Linked DNA regions of Mus musculus: regions 1 and 2 are each linked to region 3. A link is a loop called in an ENCODE intact Hi-C map of the cell type or tissue named here. Cell type or tissue: heart. All regions are shown on one strand.

Region 1 (8,000 bases), 210 kb before region 3:
GTCTCCTTCAGGGACCCTGCCCTGCTCCAGCCTGAAGCCTTGATGGTCAGTCTGAAGCCCCCCCCCCCCAACCACCACCACTCCAGCTGCTGGGGTCCTGATGACTCCCATAGGGCCTTGCAAATAGGAACTGCTTTGCAACTTGGCTGTTTATGGGGGGTGGGAGGGTTCAGCTTCCTTCCTTCCTGCCAGGAGGTTCAGCTCTGTGGAGGCCACAGTGAGTTAGACCCCTGAGGAAAGAGATGGCTTCTGACAAGCTGTGTCACCTGGAGAGAGGAAGCGTGTTCCCTGGGCCTTACATGGGAAGTGAGGGTGAGGCAGCCCTGAGCTCAAGACAGCAGTGGGGAGTACGGGAGAGCAAGAACATCCCAAGGTGAGCGAGGGCTGGAGCCCAGCATCTCTCTAGTTAGGGAAACTGAGGCCCAGAAATGCATCTGAACTAATCTACTGCCACCACACCCTTAAGCTGTAAATCTTGATCCAAGAGGGTCTGTGGCCTGAGATCCATGCCTGAGAATCATGGACCCAGGGGGTTTGAAGTCCCAGGCTTGATCCTCCACTCTCCTGATCAGGCTGTGGCTCCTTTTGTCTGCTCAGCTCCTCTGGCCTGTCTGTCATATCTTGGTAAAAGTCTGACAGCCTTGTTCCCTGTGCCTGGTCTGCTGAGCCCTCAAGAAATGACACTGGCCACTGTCTTACCAGCTCTTCTCCAGACTCCCATCTCTGTCTGTCCTTCACAAATGACCTGCTATCTCCCTGAGTGAATCCCAAAGTGACACTGGGGACATGAGCGTGTGTCATGTGTGTCATGTAGGGCTTACAACATCTGCCTGGTGTTTTCCTCCCAGGGCTGGTAGGTGACAGTCAGCTTTGTCTTGCTTTGAAAAAGCTTTGGATGCTGTGTGGAAGCCAGCCCTGGGGACTGAGCCAGGAAAAGAAGGACCCATGAGGCTGTGCCAGGGACCAGCCAAGAGACCACATGGCTTCCACCTGGAGAAGTGGGGAAGAAAGGCCCTGGGGAGATGGGAAAGGGGTGTGGAGAGGAATCTAGCCAGCACCACACCTGAGAAGGGTGAGGGCCCAACTGGAAATGGAGACCTGGAAAGTAAGCCACATGTGGACTGACCAGGAGGCTTGTGGCCAGGCCACGTGTGGACTGACCAAGGTCCAGGACCTGGGTTTGATGATGTCTTCGTGGGGACACTTTCTCTCTTCTCAAGGGATGCATGGCTAGTTGAGGGGAGGGAGAGAGAGGAGGCAGCTGAGCGGTGACTGTTCTCTGCCCCTCAGCCCTTCCGCAACTGCCTTATTAATTCGATTCAGGAACCAGGCAGGGACAACTCTGGCTGTCTACTGGGGACAAGACGAGCAGACAGAGCTGGCTTTTGTCCTCTTGTGTCTGCTTTCTAGAGAACAAATGCTTGGATAGGAATAGACTTCAGGCCATGCTGGGGCAGAGAAACCTGAGACATCTCTTTGTAGTCCTCCGGAGGCCATTGAGAACCCTCTGAGTCCGCAGGCACGCCACCCCACCCCACCCCCACCCCACACACACAGGGAACAGCTCTGCCTTTGCCTCTTCACTGTGTTAGGTCAGACTTTCAGAACTTGGTGCTGCCTGTCAGGAGCTGAAGCTGTAACAGCTTAGGGGACAGCATCCTGCTTTTAAATGAGGCGGTGATAAAGGATCCATGACGAGAGCTCCTTGGAATGAAAGGGTTGACAGGGCTACACAAATCCATCACTGAAGAAAGTCAGGACAGGAACCTGATATCAGGAACTTGGAGCAGAAGCCATGAAGGAGTACTGCTTATGGGCTTGCTCCCCATAGCTTGTAAGGAAGCCTGCTTCCTTACCCACCCCTGGACCAACTGCCCAGGGATGGAACCACCCACAGCAAGCTGGGCCTTCTCCATGAGACTTATTCATCAAGAAAAGGACCCACAGACTTGCCTACAGGCCAATCTGATGGGGATATTTTTTTCTGTTGAGGTTTCCTCTTTCCAAGTGACTCTGGTTTATGTCAAGTTGTCAAAACAAAACAAAACAAAACACTAACACAGCCCACACAGGGCAGGAGGCCACTTGCTTGCCATGGTCTGACACAGATATATGCCTCTACCTGAATCCTGCCTACAATCAGACATGACCTCCCACTCCACAGCTGGGGTCCTGCTGTACGCTCTGCCTTTCCATCACCTTCTCTGTCGTCAGTCCCTTCATCTCTCACTCCAGAGCTGTCCTATGGCTTCTTCTTACTAACCGAATGCCCTGGGATGAGTGAAGGAAGATGCACCTGTATTGTCTACTTTCTTATGGCCTCCCTAGTACCTAATGACCACTGTGGGCCCAGCACCTACAGCTGGTCCCACATGACCCCACTGGAGCCCCAGGGTGGCTCCCAAACCTGCCACTCACCTGTCCCCATGCACTTGTCCACCACTCTCATCATCTGACCATCTCATCCGGTCAGCCATCATCCACACAAGCAGGTACCTCCTCTCTTTATCGTTCTCTTCTCAATCACCTATAAGCCCCTGCTATGTGCCTCTGCTGTGTCCCCTATGTACCATTCTAGAGACTCCATCACCCCAAATTTCTAACACCACACTTCTTTAATTTTCTCAACTGCAGGCCACGAGCTCAGGTTTGTTGAGAGTCTAAGGATGAGGAGCCCAATAGCCAAGGCTGGGAACTGGAAGTGGCTCCAGGGCGGGGACCAGGGAAAAACAAGGGGCCAATCTCAGGGCCCAGGCATCCTGTCTACCCAGCCTCCAGCCCTCAACAAAGCTGTCCCTCAGCACTGCCCCCGCCATCCTCCATGAGCTTAACACAATTCTGTCTTGACTCAAGGCCTCGGTTTCCCCGTGTTTAGATAAAACCTTCAGTTTTTGTTTGCTGAGATAGGGTCTTTACATATCCCTGGAATCACTTTGTAGACCAGGCTAACCTTACAAAGGTCACAAAGATCCACTTGTCTCTGCCTCTGCTGGGATTCAAGGCATATGCCACCACACCCAGTCCAAAGCCTCCACTTTTAAAGATTTTGTTATTTTCCATGTATTAGTGTTTTGCCTACATGTATATCTGCACATCACATGTGTGCTTGATTCCTGCTGAGGCAAAAGAGGGTGTTGGATGCCTTGGAACTGGAGTTCGAGATGATTGTAAGCTGCCATGTGGGTGCTGGGAACAATTCCTTTGAAAGAACAGCCAGTGCTTTTAGCCACTGAGCTACCTCTTTATCCCCGAGTTTCAAATTTCATATTCAACCTCTCATTATATCTTTCTAGGAGCGGAGATGTGGCCAGTACATATTACACACTCCTGCCGGATCCAGAACAGACATAACTAATCAACCATGCTTTCCTTCTTATTCATGCTGTTTCTTGGCTTGCCATTCTATGAACTACCATTATAATGTCATGTCTGCCCCTTCTGGTGCCATGAGCCAACAGTAAATCTTTTCTCCCTGAATTTGCCCATGTGAGGTCATTTAATAGAAGCTACAGGAAAGTAACAAATGAACACACTGAGATTCCACCAGTAATTCTGATTTGAGGTCATGATCATGTCACTTCAGGTGGGACAAAGCCACCCTCTAGGTATGGATGAAGTTGTGAGCAGCTGCTCTGTCTTTTGGGATCCTGTTACGATCTGACAAATTAAGTCTGCCTTAGTCACCAGATCTGCCCAAACTTGGTGAGGGGGCTTCTCTGTCTAAGCAGAAGAGCAGGAGGCTGCTGAGGATGCTGTGCTATGGAAAGGGGTATACATCTGCCTGGCTGCGGGTACATTCAGAAAACATTCCAGAAGTGGGGTATTCACAGGCTGGGCCAGACACCTGCCTTTCAAAAACCACTGGGGACTTGGAAGCCGCTGAAAGCTCAGGTAGGTTGGGGCAGGGAAGCAGGAGAGAGGAGTCAAGGTGGCATTCACAGGAGGGTGCAGCTCCGGGAGCCTATGGCCCAGCTTATCAGTTGTTGGTTCCAGGGACCATAAGGCGGGTAACGGAGGTCATTAAGCTTTTCCATCCCAGGGCTGCGCAGCAGGCAGGCACGATGGTGGGAGAAGGTGTCAAAGGAGAACTTGCCATGGTACCTGCCCATCCCGCTGTTGCCTGCAAGGACACACAGAGAGAGTGTGAGGGCAGCACCTGGGCAGCCCCGCTCGCCAGCCTGGGAAGCTCAAAGCTTGCAAGGGAGCTCAGAGAAACGCAGGGCAATCAAAGAACGATTTATACATAGGGAACCTGAGGCCATAAGAGACCCAGAGCCTGGATCCAAGTGGAGTAGCAAAGAACTTTCTGGGATGGAAAGAGGGGGCAGGAACTCACCAACTCCCCCCAAAGGCAGAGCTGGTAGGGTCAGGTAGAGGAAGCCATCGTTGCCTCCAAAGCCACCGCTGCTGGTGCGTTCCAACATCTGATTCACCACCTGAAAGAGATGGAAGTGAGCAAAGGTTGGTGGGTGAGTTCTGACAGTCCACCGGGGAATAGAGAGTCCTCCCTTCTGCACTGCCTCCCCCAGCTCCTCCTTACACTGAGCAGTGCCTTATTTTAAGCACTCACTAGGGGGCGCACTTTACAAGGCCTATTATTAAAAGCATGAGAAGGTTATAACTGAAAGAGCTTGGATCCCCACTGCAGCGAGGCAAGCACTGCCTGTGAGGTCCTCTATGGTGTTGTCCTTCAATCTCATAGGAGCTTGGCTTATGAGGAATTTTGCACAGCTTAGAAGGGGGAGGGGCCTCCCTAGAACGCCTCTTACTGCCAGCAGAGGACACCTGGCACCTGTGGCCCTGCCTGTGCCTGTCTTCATGTGTCTTTGTGCAGTATTCAATGGAACCAGGCTATCTGCTAAATTTTGCAGCATTAGTCTAATGCCCTAAGCAGTGGATGTGACCAGTCTGTCCCCTTTTCACCCACTCTGTGGCCCAGCCCCAAGAGGCCCCACCTGGTTGTTGTTGGAGAAGGCATACAGCGCCAGAGGCTTCTCCCGCCGGTTGATGAACTCAATGGCTTCATCCAGGCTTCTCACAGTCACCAGGGGCAGGATGGGCCCAAAGATCTCCTCCTGCATCACGGGCTCTGTCTCCTGCACGTCTACCAGCACTGTGGGGGCTGAGGACAAAGGGAGATACAGCCTTGCTTGTTGTCATGGTGAGGATGGGAACGAAGTTCCAGACTGGGCACACTCAGGATCTGAACCTCAGGATTCCAGGGTCTGAGTGTCCAGGGACCTGACCTCCTGGGACAATGGAAAACAAATGGAAATCTGAGCCCAGACACCTGGGGTCCCAGCTCAGTGAGTCTAAAGCTGTGGGACCTAGGGTTGTAATTGAGGAGTCACAGGCTTAGGTGCAGTTATAGCACAAAAATAGGTTAACTTAAGGATGCAAGGAGTCATGCTGAGGCTGACAACCAGGGTCCAACACGGCCCTCTTCAGTATGAAGGGTCTCAGCCCAGGTGGGCTGTGTGCCAGGGACAGGGACAGGGACAGGAGACTCACCAATGTAGCGCTCTCCCTCATCACTCTGGCCACCGATGGCCACACGGCCACAGCCCAGCAATCCCTGGAGCCTCTTGAAATGCTTCTGGTTGATGATTCTGCCCAGGTTGGGGGAGGTCTGTGGGTTATCTCCATAGAAACGCGTGATGGAATTCTGCAGGGCAGGCACCAACCGCTCCTGCATCTCCTGGCTACACAGGATATAATCGGGGGCCACACAGGTCTGGCCGGCATTGAAATAGCGGAACCAGGCCACACGGTTGGCCACTGTCTGGGGGTCGCAGTTGTCATCCACATAGCAGGGGTTCTTACCCCCCAGCTCCAGGGTGATGGGTGTCAGGTGTTTGGCAGCAGCAGTCATGACGATCTTGCCTACCCGAGGACTTCCTGAGAACATGGTCAAGAGGCACCTGGTCAACTAGCATTACCTTTGGCCTCCCCTGGCCACAGAGACCTTTCTCAACCCAAGTTCTGGGCTGTTCCACCTACCTCCTAGAGTCTGCCTCCATCCTGACCACCCAGAAGCCAATCTCCAAGATTCTCAGAGGGCCTGGAGAGCCACCCTCAGGGACACCTCCACCTCCTGATTCATCCCCTCCCCGGCCTATGGCCTTACCCACAATGCTTTTGCACCATATTATCTGCTGTCCCCCTACCCCAGGTCCTGGACAGGGCTCTCCTTACCTGTGAAGAAGATATAGTCAAATTTGTGTTCCAGCAGCTGCCTGGTCTCCTCGGGTCCTCCCAACATCACAGCAAAGCAGCTCTACAAGGCAGGAAGACAGCTCAGGAGGCAGACTCAGGGCAGGAGAACCTCCCCACTGGCCAGCACAGGGGTGTGGGTGTGCCAGCTGCTTGACAGGCAAAGCCATGCTCACCTGGTCCAGATACTGGGGCAGCAGCTCTGCCAGCACCTTCTCTGTGTTCTTGCTAATTTCTGATGGCTTCAGCACCACACAGTTTCCTGCCAGGAGCCAGTGGGGAAGTAGTGAGGGGAGGCTGGTGCTTGCACACTTCTTGGACCTCTGGAAGCCTTCTTTGGGAAGACTCATCAGACTAGGAGGGCTCAGAACCCCACTCACCTGCAGCAATGGCCCCCACTAAAGGTATGATCATCAAGTTCACAGGATAATTCCAGGGTGCAATGATAAGCACCAGGCCAAAGGGCTCTTTCCGGATGAAGGCTGAGCTCAGCTTGGTGAGCTAGGATGCAGAACCATAGTCAGGTGTCAGATGAGTAAGAGCCCGTCTAACACACACACACACACACACACACACACACACACACACACACACACACACCAGTGCCTGGGTGATGGAGTCTCCACATGAGAAGACTGGCTTACTTTGGACTCAAGGGCAGGAATGGGCCTGGGGCAGGCTGCCCCGTGCCCTGCCACCCCACTTTTGCCTTCACTCACCATCCCTCAGCCAACAGGACTCACCAAGTTGGTGGACACAGGCTCGTCCTTCATCCAGGTCTGCAGGTTCTTGAGGGCCAGGTCCACCTCATTCTCGCACAGGATGATCTCACTCATGTCTGACTCGAAGCCTGACTGTGGGGTAAGGAAGTCAGGTTCAAGGCTGGGCTGGGCCTACTGTTTGGATAGGGCTTGGGACAATTACATTGAGCTTATAAAAACAGTGTGGTTGTCCCATGGGGCTAATCCTGAACTGCAGCTGCCTCTTCTGAGACTTTGGGCAAGCAACTTATGCTGAGTGCCTCAGTTTCCCAATTTGGTAACAACTGTTAAGCTGTTATGCTGGCCCCTCAGGGGGTGTTCCGTGTGTTTAGCTGTGTTTAGCTAATGCTGCAGTCTGTGCATAGAGCAAGGGTTAAATAAACTGGGATACTTGCTCCTCCTCAAGGGCACAGATGTCACAAAGGATTTGGCCCAGCTTGGGAAGGGCACAGCTGTCCCATCTAGATGCCCCACTCATCCCCCATACAGTACCTTGCCCACGTCCTTAGCCAGTGCATCTTGCAGCAGCTCTTTGTTTTCCTGCAAGAAGCGACCCAGGCTCCGCAGCTGTGCAGTCCGAAACTCAGTAGGCCGAGTCCGCCCTGCATTGAAGGCCTCCCGCAGGCTGTGCAGTGTGGCCTCAGAGGGGCCTGCCCTGCAGGATGGGACAGTGTTCATTGGTAGTTTGTGCTCCTGTCAACCTTGGGGGAGAGCTTCATCAGCCTCAGGGCCAAGGCAGCCTCCCAGTACACATCAGCCATAATCTACTTTCCCATCCTCCCCAGCCCTATCCTCCAACCCCGAGGTTTATATTCCCCCCCAAAGACCATAGGGACCAGTGGCCACATAATGGAGTTGTATGCACATGCGGTTACTGTGTATTTCTGATTTTCGTTTTATTTTTATGACTTTTTGTTTGTAGTTGTTTGAAATAAATAATTTCATAATTTTCCCTCTTTTTTTCTTTTTTTTTTAATTAGGTATTTTCCTCGTTTATATTTTCAATGCTATCCCAAAGGTCCTCCA
Region 2 (8,000 bases), 150 kb before region 3:
AAACAAACAAACAAACAAACAAACAAGTCTACCAAATAAGGGGATGAGTGATAGCTGAGCCAGTAAAAATGTCACAAAACATGGTGACCTGAGCTCAATCTCCAAGAATCCTGTGGGAGAACAACAGACTCCCACAAATTTTTCTCCCAAAAGATCGTCTCATGGGCTGTGACAATAGAATGTAATAAAATTAAAAAAAAAAAAAACCCTACCAAATCAGTTACATACCCAGCTGTCACCATTCTTAAAATGAAATAGACTTTATCTATACAAAACTTTAAGTATACAAAACGCCATAAAGGCAGTAGACTTCCCGGCACCCCACAAGCAGCTCCCCATAGTCGAGCCAGGAGAGTATTGCAGCATCGCCACCACTGCCCTCCTGCATCTGTGCCACGGGTGCTCCGGATCTTGTGCTGCATGGCCTCAGCCAAGGTCTCTGCAATGTCCCCAGTGTCCTGGCTTCTCACAACTCCACGCCAGGGAATGGGATTTCTAGAGAGAATGCCTCTGGAGCATCAGAGCCACTGGAAGCTAAAGGGCGCCTGAGCAAGGCCGTGTCTGCTAGAAGGCTCTGCTGAGAGCTGTTTTGTCCTGTCTGGAGTGTCCGAGCAAGCCTCCGTGCTGGCCTTGAAGGAAGGGAGAGGCCATGTGCTGGAGCTCTCTCTATGGAGGGGACAACTGCCATGTCGCTGCAGACGTGTTCTAGACCTCATTTAGTCAGTTAGCACAGCCTCTTGTGTGTGCTCTCGGCTTAGCAGTTTGTCTGTTTTTTAATCATGCTTGTCTATATCTGTGTGTACATGCAGAAGCTGGAAGTCAACTTGCAGGAGTCAGTTCTCTCCTTCTACCTTGTGGATCCTGGGGTCTTAGGTCATCAGGCTTAGTGGCCGCTGAAACACGTCACTAGCCCCACTTTAAAAAACATTTTTTTCCTTTTACATTTATTTATTGTGTGGTTGTCAGAGGACAACTTGAGGAGTCAGCCTTCTCCTTCCACCATGTGTATGTTGGGGATCGAGTCAGACTGTCAAGCTTGGCAGCAAGAGTCTTTACACACTGAGCCATCTCAGCAGCCCTTTTAATGGGGTTTCAAATAGCTCAGGCCTTCAACTCACTATGTAGCTAAGGATTACCTTGAACTCTTGGCCCTCGCACCTCCACTGGTGTAATTACAGTCACATGCTACCATATCCAACACTGTCTGACTATGCAAGCCTCCAGTCTGTCCTGGCTCTGCCCTGTGGCCATTTCCTCCCTCATTCTACATGAAAGTCTCTGCTGGGACCATCTCAGACTCACCTTCAAACTTAGCCATTCCTCTGTGGGACCGTTAGAAAACACAACACAGCACTTTTGGCAGAGAGGGCCAACTGCCCCTCAGAGTCTCCTAAGCCCAGCACTGGTCTGAGACCAGGCTGGTTTCCAGCCTGCTCTCCCTCTGATGTGGCTGTTGCTCTGGGAAGCCTCAGGCTGAGGCAATGCTGATACCTGGTAGGATCCACTTCACCAGACAGGGCCCAACTCAGAGGTGTCATCAGAGTAAGTAGGGCAAACCTATCTCCTTTCCCTTCAGCGTTTGAGGAACCTGCAGACTGGAGAAAACCCTCCAGAAATTCAGGCAAGGCTAAGCTCAGGCTGCTATGCCCACCTGACCTTAGGGACCCAAACTCACCCCCCCCCCCCAGCTCCCTTTATTTCTCTTCCCCTTCTCTCTGGAATAGCTGTCTCATTTATACTAAAATTCAGTAGTTATCCCCCTCCCCTTCTCCCTCCCTGGGAAACCTCCATGACTTGACATCTCACTGTGTCCCTACTCTGCCCGTCTGAGTAGATGTGCCAGGTCCCCTCAACACCCTGTCAGGGACACATACAGGTGGATCCATAGAGAATATGCCCCAGGGTGGAGTTTGTGAGTCTGCCCCATTAGGGCCCCCTTGGCCCTCACTGAAACAAGGTCCGTCCAGGAGTGCTTTGCATCTTTTCTCTCCCAGGTTATCAAACAGGTGTTGGCCCGGACCAGCAGCGGGGGATTCTGTGGGAATGATGGCTTCATGCACATGACCCTGTCCAGCCTTCCTTTTGGAGGAGTGGGTAGGTAGCAGCAGAGCTCTGCCCTCCTGGGCTGACCCCCTACCTGCATCCCCATCCTGCTACCTGACCACATTAACTGCAGAAGATGTGCCCCCTTCTCAGTGCCCAGTGCAGCATAAGCCCCTCCCCACTGACTGTCCAACTAGCCTGCCTCTCTCCCACCTCCCTACAGTCTGTGGTGGAACTTTGCAGATATGCTTGCACTAAACATGTGGGTGAGAAGCTACAGAGAGATCACGTTGGTGGGTTTATAAAAACACACCAGTTGCCTCCAGCCACTGAGTTCTTTGTCTCTCCCCCAGACTTTGGCCACCCATCCCCACATAGTTCTGGCCTTCAACTCCATGGCAGGGCCAAATGATGCCTCCTTTAGCCTTCCCAAGTCCCTGCACACCCAGCTCTGGGTGTCTCTGTTTCCAGGAGGCCAGGCATGTGGAGATGCCCCATTCCACCCCCCTGCCACCCCCCGCCCCCAACTTCAAACCTCACAGCTATATTCCAGCAAGCCCACAGGCATGTGACCGGGACAGCTACTTCTCCTTTAGGTCGACTTCCTCACTGAAAGTGCCCTGGTCCTTCCACCCGGTCAGACTCAATATCAGAGCAAATGACAGCATTGTCCGGCTAGTCCTGGTCTGGCCTAGAAGTCCTGCTCTTGTTCCCCCTTAGTCTCTTGTGATGGCTACTGAACTTGAACCCTTACATGTTCCCCCCACCTTCCCCACTTACACACTATCTGGCTGACTCCATGATCCTCTGGCGTCCCTCACTTTAACAAGCCAGCTTCATTACTACCAACTCCACCCAGGCCATGTCCCCTGGACATTCTGGGTTGAGTCCTTGTTCCTTCCTAGACAGTAAGAGCTACACAGATTTGAAGATGTCTGCCACAAACCTAGAAAAAAGATGCCACTCTCACAGAGAGCCTGAGGCAGTCACTTGCCTAGAGTGTTCAGTATGGGGCTGGGATTCAACGTTGGGAAGCCTAGCTCCAGAATTCATACCCATGACCTCAGTTTGCCTGTCCCTAAGGGCACCTGGTAAAGTGGCTGGGGCAAGTTCAGTACTCATCCATAACGCCTTGTGATTAGTCCACTGAACACACAGAGAAACAGGCTAAGATAGCCTACCTGTCAAAGCCAAGTCTATGTGATGTCCCCTCAGTTGGCCCTTAAAGACCTAAAGACCCATGTTCTGTGCTGCCCACAGGAACCAGCGGGATGGGCAGGTACCACGGCAAGTTCTCCTTTGACACCTTCTCCAACCAGCGTGCCTGTCTGCTGCGCAGCCCGGGAATGGAGAAAATCAATGACTTGCGCTACCCACCCTACTCCAGTCGCAACCTCAGGGTGTTGTTGGTGGCCATGGAGGAGAGGTGCTGCAGCTGCACCCTGCTGTAAGCAGGGGTTTTGGGGTACAGGAGCCTGCCTGGGGCACAGCTTCAGAGAAGTGGCCTGCCAGGGCCAAGGCCACAGAGCAGTCTGCTCAGCCCTTCTTGGTGGAGCCCTCTGCCTCCTGGGGCTCCCCTTTTTGGACCTTTGAATAAGATAGGCTGAGGGTAGGAAGGCAGGAAGGGATGCAGTGACCATAGAATCTTCGAGAAAACAGAGCACTTCTGAACTACCCACCCTCTCGTGGATAGTGTTGCAAGGGAGCAGTGATAATCGGCACAGGTCATACTCTGTGACCAGGCCTGTCTGGGTCTTCTCACTCTCAGTTTTCTATCTGCACAATGGAAATAAAACAGCCTTAACAAAACAGCCTATCGTCGTGGAAGTATTAAACTAGGAGGGCTGACTCCAAGCTACAGGTGTCTTGTCTTTTTTGGAGTGGAGGTGCTGCCTCCGTGATAAGTCCAAGACCTTTCCCCAGCTACAACTCACCCCTCACCTCACAAGTTTACTCAGCCGTAAAACATTCCACCAGTCTGAGCTCCATGCTCCAAGGGATGGCGCTTCCAGCCACTCACCTGCTAAAACTCAAAATTTTTGACATCCTGTCTCTACACATGGCCTGGTTTTTGACTAAGTCAACATGTCCTTCCTGGCCTTCCAGATTCTACACCGCCAGCTTAGACACTACTTCCTGAAGGAAGCATTTCTGATCACTCCATACAAGGCATGCAGATTGCCTCATGGTTCTCTAGTCCTAGGGGCAGACTTGACAAAAGTCCTGCTACCCGCGGCCGTTACAAGGACCAGTGGTTAAAGCGCTTGTACGCTGTCGCCATCTTTGCAGTATTCAAATGAGCCCTACCCCTCCCGCCTCCCCGGACTGTAGCAGCGTCCCAAACCGAGGTCAGGAAGTCCCGCCTTCAGGATCTCGGAAGTCAGGCGCATTAACCTCTCTGATACAACATGGCAGCTCCCTACAAAACTTCAAGCATCTGCTCCCATCAGCCAATTAGAGAAAAATATAGTCCTGGGCCCGCCTCCTACAGGACCCTAGGCCAATCAGACCAAAGAAGGAAAGGGCACTATGGAAAAAGGCGTGAGAAGCTCGCCCAATGGCAGCATCCTGAGCTTAGGCTCCGCCTTCCGGTTGAACCGCATCTGGGCCAGGGAAGGAGCCGCAGCACTTCAAGGTGGGTGGCCAGGGCAAGGCGGCGAAGACAGGGTCTGGGTGACGCAACGACAGGGTTGAACGGGGTGTCACCGCTGACCTTATGAAGTCTGGGATCTAGCGCTTCGGCTCGGGACCCGCGGCTTGTGCGTCCTTCCCGAGCTGCGGACCGGAAAGCCTGCACCCTCAGGCGCATGCGCTGCCTCGCCGGCTGCCTTCTGCGTTCATAGGGTCAGAGGTCAAGGGGAAGGTCTGAGAGAAAGTGGTAGGTTGGATCCAGGATTGCTTGGGGTCAAGAATTGGCCGACCCCTACAGGTCAAAGGTCACAAGAGGGCGCTAGAGCGTTGGTGATCTGCCAGACTCTTGGTCAAAATCCCCTTGTTTGCATACATCCCTAATTTTCGGGACCCCTCTTCCTACATTGTAATCCAGAAACTGAGGCCAGGGGACATCATTTGCCCAAGGTCACTCTGCAGGTTGGGGAGAGTTCCAGGAGCCCCTTGGGTTGAGGAGAGGAACTTGACCCTGGTAATTATTTAAATCTTTAAGGGTTTTCTGCAGGTATCTCCTGGATTCCTGTCCTGGTTCCAATGACATTGGGTAATTTGGGAGCAATCACTTAACATGACAGGATGACAGGGTCTATGACATTTGACATGAAGCCTGGCTCAGAGTTATCAGGACCCACTAGGAGGACCCACCAGAAGAACCATCCAGGCTCCTGAATACACTGGTGGTGGTCAGGGAGCCTTGGTGTGAGCGGAGGATGAGGAGTGGACATGGGGAAATGGATTAAATAGGTTGCTTAGGAACTGCAGAAATAGAAGGAACTTGGGGTGCCCAGGAACTGTGAGTCAGCAGAGTGAGGTCAGATTGAGGGTTAGGGGTGCTGGTCTTGAGTGGGATTGTGAGTGAATGGGGCGTAAGGTAGAGGTTCAGAGGAGGGCAGTTTTAGACCCTTCTCTTCCCTTCTCCATGTTCCAGATGTATCGCCTGAGCTCATCAATGCTGCCACGGGCCTTGGCCCAGGCCATGCGCACAGGTAGGGCTAGAGGCCTTTCCTGGGGGTGGGGGAGCAGAGCTTCCTGGTGTGAAATCACCTCTCTCCTTGCAGGACATCTTAATGGACAAAGCCTTCATAGCAGCGCAGTGGCGGCAACGTACAGTGAGTAGCCAATATTCTGACTTGAGCTTTTCTGACCGTCGTCACACCCAAGGCCCGGGAAATTGCTTTGCTAGGGACCCTCTGTGAGCTCTAGTTTCCACTCTGAAAATGAAGGTAGCGATCAAGAGAGACTGTGACTCAGTCACTGTAGTACCATCAAAGGCGGGAGGCATGTGACAGGAAAGAGCTGCTAGGTTATCAGGACCCACTAGGAGGACCTAGGTCCCTCACTCCCTGAACTTGAAAAGCTTTGCCTGGGTGCGCTTCCAAAGCCAGCTTCCATTAACCTCCCTCCCTGACCTCCTGCAGAGTATGTGAATAAGAAGGAACAGGAGTCTGAGGTGGACATGAAGTCCGCAACTGACAATGCAGCTCGGATTCTGATGTGGACAGAACTCATCCGAGGTGGGTACCAGTGAAGAGGGGAGAGGGGAGAGTCAGGCGTGGACGGCCGGAGAGGAGAGCATCCTCTTACCAGCTCTGTACTACTCCCAGGACTGGGCATGACCCTAAGTTACCTCTTTCGAGAGCCTGCCACCATCAACTACCCCTTTGAGAAGGGCCCACTGAGTCCGCGCTTCCGTGGGGAGCATGCACTGCGCCGCTACCCATCTGGAGAGGAGCGTTGCATTGCCTGCAAACTCTGTGAGGCCATCTGTCCTGCACAGGTGAGTCTGCCTTCTAACTACTAGGCCCTAAATCTGATCTGACCCCTACCTTGATACACTCCCCCGGGAAAGACCCTTCTTTTTTCTTTTTTTTTTTGGTTTTTCGAGACAGGGTTTCTCTGTGTAGCCTTGGCTGTCCTGGCACTCACTCTGTAGACCAGGCTGGCCTCAAACTCAGAAATCCGACTGCCTCTGCCACCCAAGTGCTGGGATTAAAGGTATATACTACCACCACTCCTGGCTCTTTTTTCTTTTGAGACAGAGTCTCACTATGTAGCACCAGCTGAAACTCATTGTGTAGACTAAGCTGGTCTTGAGCTCACAGATCTGTCTACCTCTGCCTCTGGAGTACTAAGATAAAAGTATGCACTGCCACAGACACCTGACATTGTCCTTTTCTCGCTTGGCCTAACCCTGACCCTGTGTGGGGGACAGTGAGTCCTTAATGTCAAGTGCTGAGTCAGGAAGCCGGCTGGGGGGCGGCTCCATCCCAAGCAGGCCACGTGGAGTACTCATATCCTACCCTGGGAGTCAATAATCATGTGACATTTGAGCCTAGAGGCCATGGCGTGGTTTCAGGAGCCCTGTCTGTGTGGCCATTCTGTGTTCAAGCTGAGGATGTGCAACAGGAGTGGCTGCTCCCCAGAGCTTAGCTGCTCCCCAGAGCCTGGCTTTCAGTTATGCTGGTGGGTGCTGCACAGAATGCCGGAGGCTGGGACTATTTGGAAACAGGAAAATGCAGTGATGGCTTTGTTGTGTCTAACATGAGCTCCAGCAGCTGCAGCCGTGAGACCTGCCCAGGGACACTACCTAGCCCGCCATGCGTAACTCCAGCTCCTAGCTGTGCCTCAGCAGCTCAGTGATGTCTGGCATGGCTCCTAGGTGGTGTGCACTCTGCACAGACAGGCTAGGCTCCTTCCCCATATTCTCCCTATAACGGTAAGAGTAGCCAGGAGAGATTTTCTTCCCACTGTTATAAACACAAAAGGCTGTGTGCCTTTGCTGGACATGGTGGTGCATACCTTTAATCCAGGCCAACCAGAACTGCAGAGTTCAAGCTACACAGAGAAACTCTGTCTCGAAAGAAAGAAAGATGTATGCCTCCTGAGGCTCTACTGTGAGTAGCAAACTTGCCACTAGGGAGTATCAAGTTCCTTAAAGGTCCTCCTGGCCTGTAGTTTCCAGGCCATCCCTTCTTACCCTTAGCTGGCATATAGCTGTCCCCTCAGAAACTGATAGTTAAGAATATACCTTAAAATTCGGTCTGTGTCCCTCATTGCTATGTGAATTCAGGAAATCTTTCAATCTCTCTTAAGTTTCTCCAACAAATGGGGATCGTTAGCAAAGTTGTTCAACATGACAGTAATTGGGTACTTACTATCCAGGGGCCCTCTTAGGGCCACACCTTTTCAGGGAGCAGAGCAGATCATAATCTTTTCCTTGTGGGACAGGAGGGTCACCTGGCAGAGACTAATGGGGCCACGTGAGCGGTGGCTCCTTTGGAGGGCTG
Region 3 (8,000 bases):
ACCAGACTTTGTTCTGGCTTTTTGAAACAGGGTCTTACCATGTATTCTAAACTGACTTCCAACTTGAGAGCCTCATATCTCTAGAAGGCTAGGATTGTAAGTACAAGCCAGCCACTATGCTCACTTTGAAAAGTGTCTAGGAAAAAGTGGATTTCAGATTATACTGAACAAAAAATAATTTAGATATTGATCAGACACCTTTCCTCTCACTGATACTTCTAATCTTTAGGAAGCATCCAATTACTTCGGGGGTGGGTGAAGATTACAGTGAGATCTACTATTTAAAAAAAACTGTCTTTAACAATTTCCTATTAGAGTAGAAGGAAGAATGCAGATATGGAAAATGGATTTTAAAAGACACCCCCCCCATCTCCCAGTTAAAACTCCTGACCTGCTCAATAAGAACCCTTATCTGTACAGTAAGCTTATGGAATTCGGCCATTTAACTTCAAAGTTTGGGAGGTAGAGAGATAACTCAATGGTTATAAGTACTTGTTACTCTTGCAAAAGACCCAAATTCAGTTCTCGGAACCAACACAGTGGCTCCTAATCATTGGTAACTTAGGTTCTAAGGGACTGGATGTCCTCTTTGATCTCTAGGGGCACCAGATGCACATATTCGGGCACAACAACTCATACACATAACTTCTAATATATTTAAAAATCAGCAGGGATTTTAATTCACACTTCAAGATATGAGCCTTTTTTTAAATGATTTTACTATTTTAAATTATGTGTACGTGTGTGGTTACGTGCACATGAGTGTAGGTGCTCTTAGAGGCCAGAAGTGTCAGATTCCCTGGGACTGAAGTTACAGGTATTTGTGAGCCACCTGATGTGGGTACTAGGAACTGAACTCACTGACTGAGCTGCCTCTGCAGCCCGATATTTTAAGATTTCAAAACTGACAACTTGGGGCTGGTGAGATGGCTCAGTGGGTAGGAGCACCCGACTGCTCTTCCGAAGGTCAGGAGTTCAAATCCCAGCAACCACATGGTGGCTCACAACCATCCGTAACGAGATCTGACTCCCTCTTCTGGAGTGTCTGAGGACAGCTACAGTGTACTTACATATAGTCAATAAATAAATCTTTAAAAAAAAAAAAAACTGACAACTTATCCAAGAAAGACGCTGCTTTTGCAAACTGCTGCACTGAAGTCCATCAGTCAGTCAGTCTTCATGCCAGGAAAACAATGTTCTATCCACTCCAAAAACAAAGTAATTAAAGACAGAGAAAGCAAAGGTTGCATGGACATATAAAGCTGGTGTGTAGGCCAAGAACTACCTCCACCTGAGATACAAGTCCCCTGTGCTGTGTCTACAGTCACTCAACTTGTGCTCGGCAACCAATAATGTGAGCCCACAGAGGGATGGCATGTAGTCCCTTGTTTTTATAAGTAAAAAATGCTCTAGAGTTAACAAAGTCCCAGACCTTTTGACCAGAAAAAAGGATTTTGGTGAATAGAGAGAAGGTAAAGTTCACATGTGACAAGCAAAATAATGGATGGAATCATAATGATTTCTCTGAGAGCATCTGTTCTGCAAGCCACTGGAAAAGCACTCCTGAGGACACGGAGCTTCTCAGACACTATCCACAAATCTGCTGTACAACCAGACACATAGCTGGGCATTATAAACCTGTAAGCTGACAACTATGTAGGAGATTACATATGAGGTAAGATCCACTGATGACCAAAGGGAAACTTAAAAAGACTGCCCTACCCACCTATAAAACACCTGCTGGACTGCACAAACACCCCAGAACACAGCCCTCTCATCTGCATACATTTCTGCAACCCAGCCTTCCTGGGCATGGTCCACTGGTAACTTCTACAAGTACAGAGAGCCCAGTGTCACCACAGTGGGTGAAAATACATTCAAAAGAGCACTTGGGAGAGGAAGGAAAGTCCTTGGAAATGGTTTTTAAAGAGTTGGGTTTCAATCACAGAGAAAGGATGGAGGCCTAGTCTCCTCTTGAAGTATACAAAGTTAAGGGGTTTGTTTCTTTTCTTTTCCTCTTTTATAACAATTTTAAAGAACACTTTCAGTGGCACTGAGTAGATACAATTTGAAAAGCCTCAAAGAGGCTTGACATAGAAATTAACAAATTATCTCTTTCATGCTGTGACTACTGAGCACCTGTGCCGAGGTAGACCAGCTAAATCTATGATTCAACTATGATTCAACAGGCTCACAAGAAAACCAACGTACGTGCAATGGCAAAGCCAATCTCACCAAGCATGCAAAGACTTTCAGGGAACAGAGGAATCCTGGCTTCTGTGCAGGCCAACCAGGATGCTTCTTCATAAGCCTATGCCAGCAGCAGGCTATACTCTCTTGCGGCTTTTCTAAGGATGGATGTATGCTGGGACAGGAGAAAGCCAGAGACCGGATGGCCAAAAGGCACCAGGTATGGCAACTAGCATAAGTGAGCTTGGAAGAGGGAGTACAGTGTCCGATGTCGAGAGGCTATAGACTCAGAGTCTACTGTTTGCCCATGTATGACACCTAGACATTTATTTGCACACTTTAACCCTGGACCATAGGGGCTCTTAGTGAGGGACTTGGTCAAACCCACGTCTACATTGCAAACGTGTGTCTTTGGCAATTCACTCTTAAGGCATGGACTTCACTCAAAAGTCGTCTGTGGGGGCTGGTGAGATGGCTCAGTGGGTAAGAGCACCCAACTGCTCTTCCAAAGGTCTGGAGTTCAAATCCCAGCAACCACATGGTGGCTCAAAACCATCAGAATAGAGATCTGACTCCCTCTTCTGGAGTGTCTGAAGGCTGCTACAGTGTACTTACATATAAGAAATAAATAAATCTTTAAAAAAAGTTGTCTGTGATCATTTCAGGCAAAAAGAAAAACAATAACTTCTTCATCGCCTCTGAAAGGGCTTATGTTTTGTCTACTAATTACCCAAACTGGCTGGCGTTTCTGTCAAAATAAATAAATAAATAAATAAGAACGGGGAACAGTTACAAGGAGAAGCGAGTTCCTCTAAGGAATCCATCCACTCGGCAGCCTCCCAACCCCTCAGGCCTGTGTCAGACAGTTTTAAGTCTAGAAAGCAGGTTTAAAAAACAAACAAACAAATCAAGTCAGGCAATCCATCTTGTCTGCTCCTCTGAGAGGACTGTCTCAGAGTGAGCGCCATCAGAAAGTTCAAGATGAACTTCACGTCTCCTCCTCTCCTTCTTGCACTCTGGCTGAACGAGCGGATGACAGATCGAGTGACGCCAGTGCCACTGCGTGGGGCCCGAGCGACTGCCCCCCACCCCCACCCCACCCCCGCGCGCGACAGTCTGAGCCTGGAGCAACAGGAAACGAGGCTCGGGCCAAAACAAAAACAACCGAAAGTTCGGCGAGCCGGCGCGAGCAGATTGGGCGAGACGCTTGCCGGCCGCCCATTGGAGAAGAGGAAAAACACAGTCCCCCAATCCCGAGCGGCCGAGCAGCTCCCCTCGTGCGGCCGCGACCCGGCCCTCGCCGACCGCTACCGCTCCCTTCCGGCCGCCGCCAACACTGCAGGCCGTGCTCGCTCGCCCGGCCGCCCCGGCCCCGCAGCCCCGCCCCGCGGCCCGGTTCCTGCACGCACGCACGCACGCACGTACGTCCTCCGCGGCTCACCGCCAGCACTGCCGGTCTTCCAGCACCGGGCCCGTCCAAGAGCTCCGCCACCGAGCTCCCGAAGCGCCCGGCTACACTTTTTGGTCCCTCCAGAAAAATTAATCACCAAAAAATATTTCCTCAGAAAAAAAAATTGGAGAGTAAAATCCAATATGGCGGCACGGACGTAGCACCGCCCGCTGCCTCCGCTGACGGAAGGGGGGGGGAAATAAAGGAGTCCGCGTCCGCCGAGGGGCCCCCCCAACCCTGCCGCCACGGCCACCACCGCGGCCCGCGCCAAGCCCCTGTCCCCGAGCCCTGGCTCGCAGCGCCGGGCCACCCCCGCCTCACAGTCCTCGGGCCTCACCTCCACCTCGCGCGCAGTCGCGGGATCTGAGAGGCATCCGCCGACTTCGGGGCTTCGCGTCCTGCGTTCTCGCGCAGCGCCGGGTGCCGCCTCCGGTCCCCGGGCGTCCTCACCTCATAGCCCCCGAGCCTCGCTGCCGCGCCGCAGACGCGTCGCCGCCCCCGGTGAGCCACCCGGACACCGCCCGGGCTCGGTGGAAGGACACGAAAAGGAGTCCACGACTGACGGCGGAGGGACACCACGCCGACACCGAGCGTGCGCGCACCTTTGCTCCGCGCTAGTGGCCGCGATGGCTTCGACGGAATTCTGCGGGAAGAGGCTGAGAGACACCAGAGAGAATGAAGTTCCCTGCCGCGGCACCCGACAGCGGAGGCACAAGAGTAAATCCCCCCCACCACCACCACCAAAGAAACCACGTCGTTGCCGTCGCTGAGCCTCGAGGCGGAGGGATCGCAGCGAGAGTCGTTCGAAGATCCCTCCGCCCGGCTGCCCTTTAAATCTCGGTGGAGGCGGCGTCGCCGCGCGCCCGGTGGGCGCCACCTAGTACCCCGGCCGCTTGCTGCCCCGCGGGGTTGGCCCCCGCCCCCGTCTCGTGCGCACCTGCACCTACCAGGGACAGCTCCCGAGCTGCGATTTCAGGGGGCAACTGCGAGGCGCACGGCGCTCCGGGCCCGCTGTGCCTCCGGGGTGCACTGAGGGGAGGCGGCCGGGAATGGCGAGTTTCTTTGTTGTGGGGATGGGTGTCGTTGGAAGCAGAAACACCCTTCAAGACCATGTGGGCCACCTGAACGGTACCACGCGGGAGGCGGGGAGGGAGCGTGCTTTGGGTCCCCCGTGCTGACACCGGCCGCTCCTTGAGCACCTACTGAGTGACAACCTTTCCACGACGCAGCCACTCCTCGCCCTCTTCGGGCTCAACCGGCGCAAGAAAGGCGGTTTGGTCCTCCGGGAGCTTGGGGCGGAAGATCCGGAGTGGCTTGCACCCACGCCTGGGGTATGGTGAAGCCCCACCCCTTGGATCTTGCAGTTGGATAAGGGGTGCCTCACAACAATAACGAGGGTCACATCCTTGTCCCTAACCAGACGTCGTTCCCAACGATCTGGTGTGTCCCTTTATTTGTCCCTCAGGGTAATCCCCAGAGGTCGAGAGTATTGTGGGTTCCAGTTTACACACAGGGAAATTGAGGCATGGACTAGTTGGGTGACTTTTCAACTACTCAGGGCTGGAGCCAGAGCCTCTTATACACTATTCTATGAAAAACGCAGGCTTTAAAGTGAAGCAGGTGGTTGGGACCTGAAGGAGGTGTTTGAGGTTGTCACGTATTGAAGCAAACACCTGAGTGAGGTGGAGGGTGTTATGGAAAGGTACGAAAATGTCCAGGCAATGGAAAGAAAGAATGCAACTCCAGCGACACATGAGACAGGGAGAACAGCTGAGGCCATTGCAGGAGGGCCCCAGCCTGCCTCGGTTCCCTGCAAACACCACTACCACACTGAACACTCACATACCTTAGCATAGTAGGCATTTTCTAGAGGATGGCTCAGCAGAGTCAAGCAAATACCAACTTAGCTCCCATTGCCCTTGCCTCTTTGATCTTGAGTACTTGACGACGCTTGTTATCCCCTTCCATAGATGGGAAACAGAGGCACAGAAACCTGCTAAGGACACATAGCTGGGAAGGTATATTTCTTCAAAACCAGAATTCCTGTGCTGACCTCAGCTGTGTGACCTGTATCCTCAGTCTACAGACCATCTTGGGAGTGGGCAGTGGGCATAGGAGACCAGTCACAGGAGATACAGGGCTTGACACTTCAGGTCGACTTCCTGCCCTTTCCAGTCACCTGTTGCATCGGATCTATCCTGCTGTATTCCCTTTTTGTAGACACAGCTAACAATTCCTTTGATCTTAGTTTTGTTGTGTTTTTCTAGTTTCTTAATACCGCTACCCCACAAGACTTCTATAGGACTTGGCTCCAAATATGTGCCAGAGACACTAAAGTTGCTTCTGCCACGTTTGATACCAAATGCCAAAGAGCTGAACATACACGGGACACCAGATGGTGTCCCTCCAGTGGGCACCAATGGTCCTAGACTGACTTTCAGAGGTAGAATGCTCAGGTTCCAAGTCCACCCAAACTTCAGCAACCCTGGGCCCCAAATTCTCCTGTCTTCCACCTCAAAACAACAGCACATGACCCTTCAGGCTCACCCAAGCTCCCAGCTCTGTATAGCTCTTAAGTGCTTCCATTTATTCCCTGCTGAATGCCAGGCCAAGTGTAGGCATTCCCTTCCAAGGAAATGGACTGGGATTCTAGCCTGCCATAGAAGAACCCAAGTGAGCATAGCACAGCCTTTCAGCCTGTCCAGTGCTGTCCTTCCAATCCCTCAACAACTGCTGCTCTTCTAGCGGCAGCTCTGAGACCTAGGTAGACCATGATTGATGAAACTGGGCTGGGCTCAGGACCTTTGTTGAGCCATGCTGAAAGCTTGGGGCTTTTATAGGGCTTGATCTACGGAGGTCATGGCTGAGTTGGCTCTTGCCACAGCTGGGAGTTGCCCTCCTGGGGGAAACTGGAAATTAGACTTTCCTATAGTGGGAGGCCAGCTAGAGGATTCTCCTGCCAGCTGGCCCAGAGTAGGGATCAGGAAATAGAAGGCCAGGCACCTGCTGGGTCCCCACATGACAGGAGGCTCGGCATTTACAATGTGAAGCCTCTGGGTGCCCTATGGCAGGAGAACCAGCCACAGAGCTTGGGCCCCCCACCCAAACTGGCTGGACTCTGAGGGCTTAACAACTCTAAAGAAAGGCTGAGTTGGCGGGAGAGTCTCAGTCTGCCCTAGCAGAAACACCCTGAGGCTGACCAAAGGGAGCCCCAGCCAAACACTGGCAGGTCCCCTAAGCAAGCAGTGCCATTGCCAGGGCACTGACTAAGCCCACAGAGTCAGTTCCTGTGGTCAACAGGCAGGCATTGGTATGCCCAGTAGCATTTTAGTCACCCAGCCTGGTCCCGTGTTCCATGGTACCCCTTCTCCAAATGTTCATTTCACCAGTCCCCTTTTGCCTCGGGGGATAGCATCAGCATCCTGGGACCCTGTACTTCTTTGGAGTTCTTGCACATGGGGCTGACCATGGGATCTCAAGTTGGGTGAGTCATTTCTCAACCTCTACTTGTAAAGCAGCTTGGGTGCTTGGACTCTCTCAGATGGACCTCTCCAGCCTCTTCTCCAACAAATTCAAGACTGCTCTGCTGTCTTGAATCTGAAGCAGGTATCTGAAACTGGTGGGAAATGGAGATAGATTTGGGCATTCTGAGAACCTCTGGGTGGCTGGCTGGCTTCCTGGTCTTGGATAAGGGCACCACCAGGCCCCTGGACTGCCCCTCAGACACTTCTGTAACTCAGCTCCAGCACTCTTTCTGTCCTCCCTTATGCCTACAGTGACCTAGCATCCTTACCTCGCTACCTTTACAGTACCAGACTTGCTAGCCTGTCTATTAGCTGATACTCTTTTTGAACCCTTACTCCTTTGCACAGAGGAAGAAGGGATTGTTAAGTTGCTGCCTGTAAGCCTTCAGGGCTGTCCCTGGAGCGCCATGTTCAATTCTGATTCCTGGAAGGGATGAAGGAGGGGTTATTGAATTTTCCAGAGTTCCTTCAAGGGTAAGCCCATCTCCCAGATCCAGGGGTTCAAGGTTATTCAGTTGATGACGTTTCTGTTGGATACCAATGAGCTTGGAACAAATGTACAACATGAGGGTTTTGTTTGGGGTATTCTCCTGTTAGGGTCAGACACCACGTCAAGTGCTCTGTCTTCACTCTTAGGCTTCCTGCACAGCATCTTTTACCTCCCTCATTAACCCCAGGCCTTCTGAAGCTGTATGAATTCTTTGTATTTGTAACACTAATTTTCCGTTATGTACTAATTTATTCTCAAGAAGATACTTCTTTTTAAACACACACTCCATTCTTCTTCTGTGGTTGTAGCAAAATACCTGTGGCTAAGTGACTAGGTCATTGACAAG

The links. Peaks named below come from ENCODE experiments on the same cell type or tissue, not always from the same donor. Only the 100,000 strongest peaks of a DNase experiment are listed, where the experiment ranks them.
Region 1: it touches region 3 in a loop (2.6-fold over the local background); 3 of 42 quality-filtered maps call a loop at or near these places.
Region 2: a loop joins it to region 3, with 5 times the contacts of the local background. A loop is called at or near these places in 4 of 42 quality-filtered maps.

What each region holds. Positions count from the first base shown.
Region 1 is chr19:3,977,128-3,985,127 of GRCm38, reverse strand. It overlaps Aldh3b2 (aldehyde dehydrogenase 3 family, member B2), which reads right to left. Exons shown (of 10, transcript NM_001177438.1): 2 at 7,467-7,629; 3 at 6,957-7,067; 4 at 6,594-6,714; 5 at 6,390-6,475; 6 at 6,196-6,277; 7 at 5,512-5,898; 8 at 4,956-5,122; 9 at 4,337-4,436; 10 at 3,463-4,120. The coding sequence ends at 3,936. It overlaps Gm52386 (a long non-coding RNA gene), which reads left to right. Exons shown (of 3, transcript XR_003952881.1): 2 at 193-373; 3 at 3,294-3,474. Among named protein-coding and RNA genes, the nearest start is that of Gm52386, 4.6 kb to the left of the region's middle. In heart, a CTCF peak has its summit at 4,569 (motif pointing right); a DNase peak (open chromatin) is centred at 4,577; H3K27ac peaks cover 1,615 bases; H3K27me3 peaks cover 588 bases.
Region 2 is chr19:3,909,388-3,917,387 of GRCm38, reverse strand. It overlaps Ndufs8 (NADH:ubiquinone oxidoreductase core subunit S8), which reads left to right and starts at 4,614. Exons shown (of 7, transcript NM_001271443.1): 1 at 4,614-4,678; 2 at 5,642-5,699; 3 at 5,772-5,822; 4 at 6,132-6,227; 5 at 6,318-6,490. The coding sequence starts at 5,642. Aldh3b1 (aldehyde dehydrogenase 3 family, member B1) reads left to right here. Exons shown (of 10, transcript NM_026316.3): 9 at 1,995-2,094; 10 at 3,304-3,897. The coding sequence ends at 3,494. In heart, a CTCF peak has its summit at 4,977 (motif pointing right); DNase peaks (open chromatin) are centred at 2,647, 3,473, 4,517, 5,409 and 3 weaker places; H3K4me3 peaks cover 2,390 bases; H3K27ac peaks cover 2,409 bases.
Region 3 is chr19:3,764,318-3,772,317 of GRCm38, reverse strand. It overlaps Kmt5b (lysine methyltransferase 5B), which reads right to left and starts at 4,429. Exons shown (of 11, transcript NM_001379678.1): 1 at 3,978-4,429. In heart, CTCF peaks have their summits at 2,775 (motif pointing left) and 3,493 (motif pointing left); DNase peaks (open chromatin) are centred at 3,397, 3,877, 4,167 and 4,437; H3K4me3 peaks cover 3,135 bases; H3K27ac peaks cover 2,541 bases.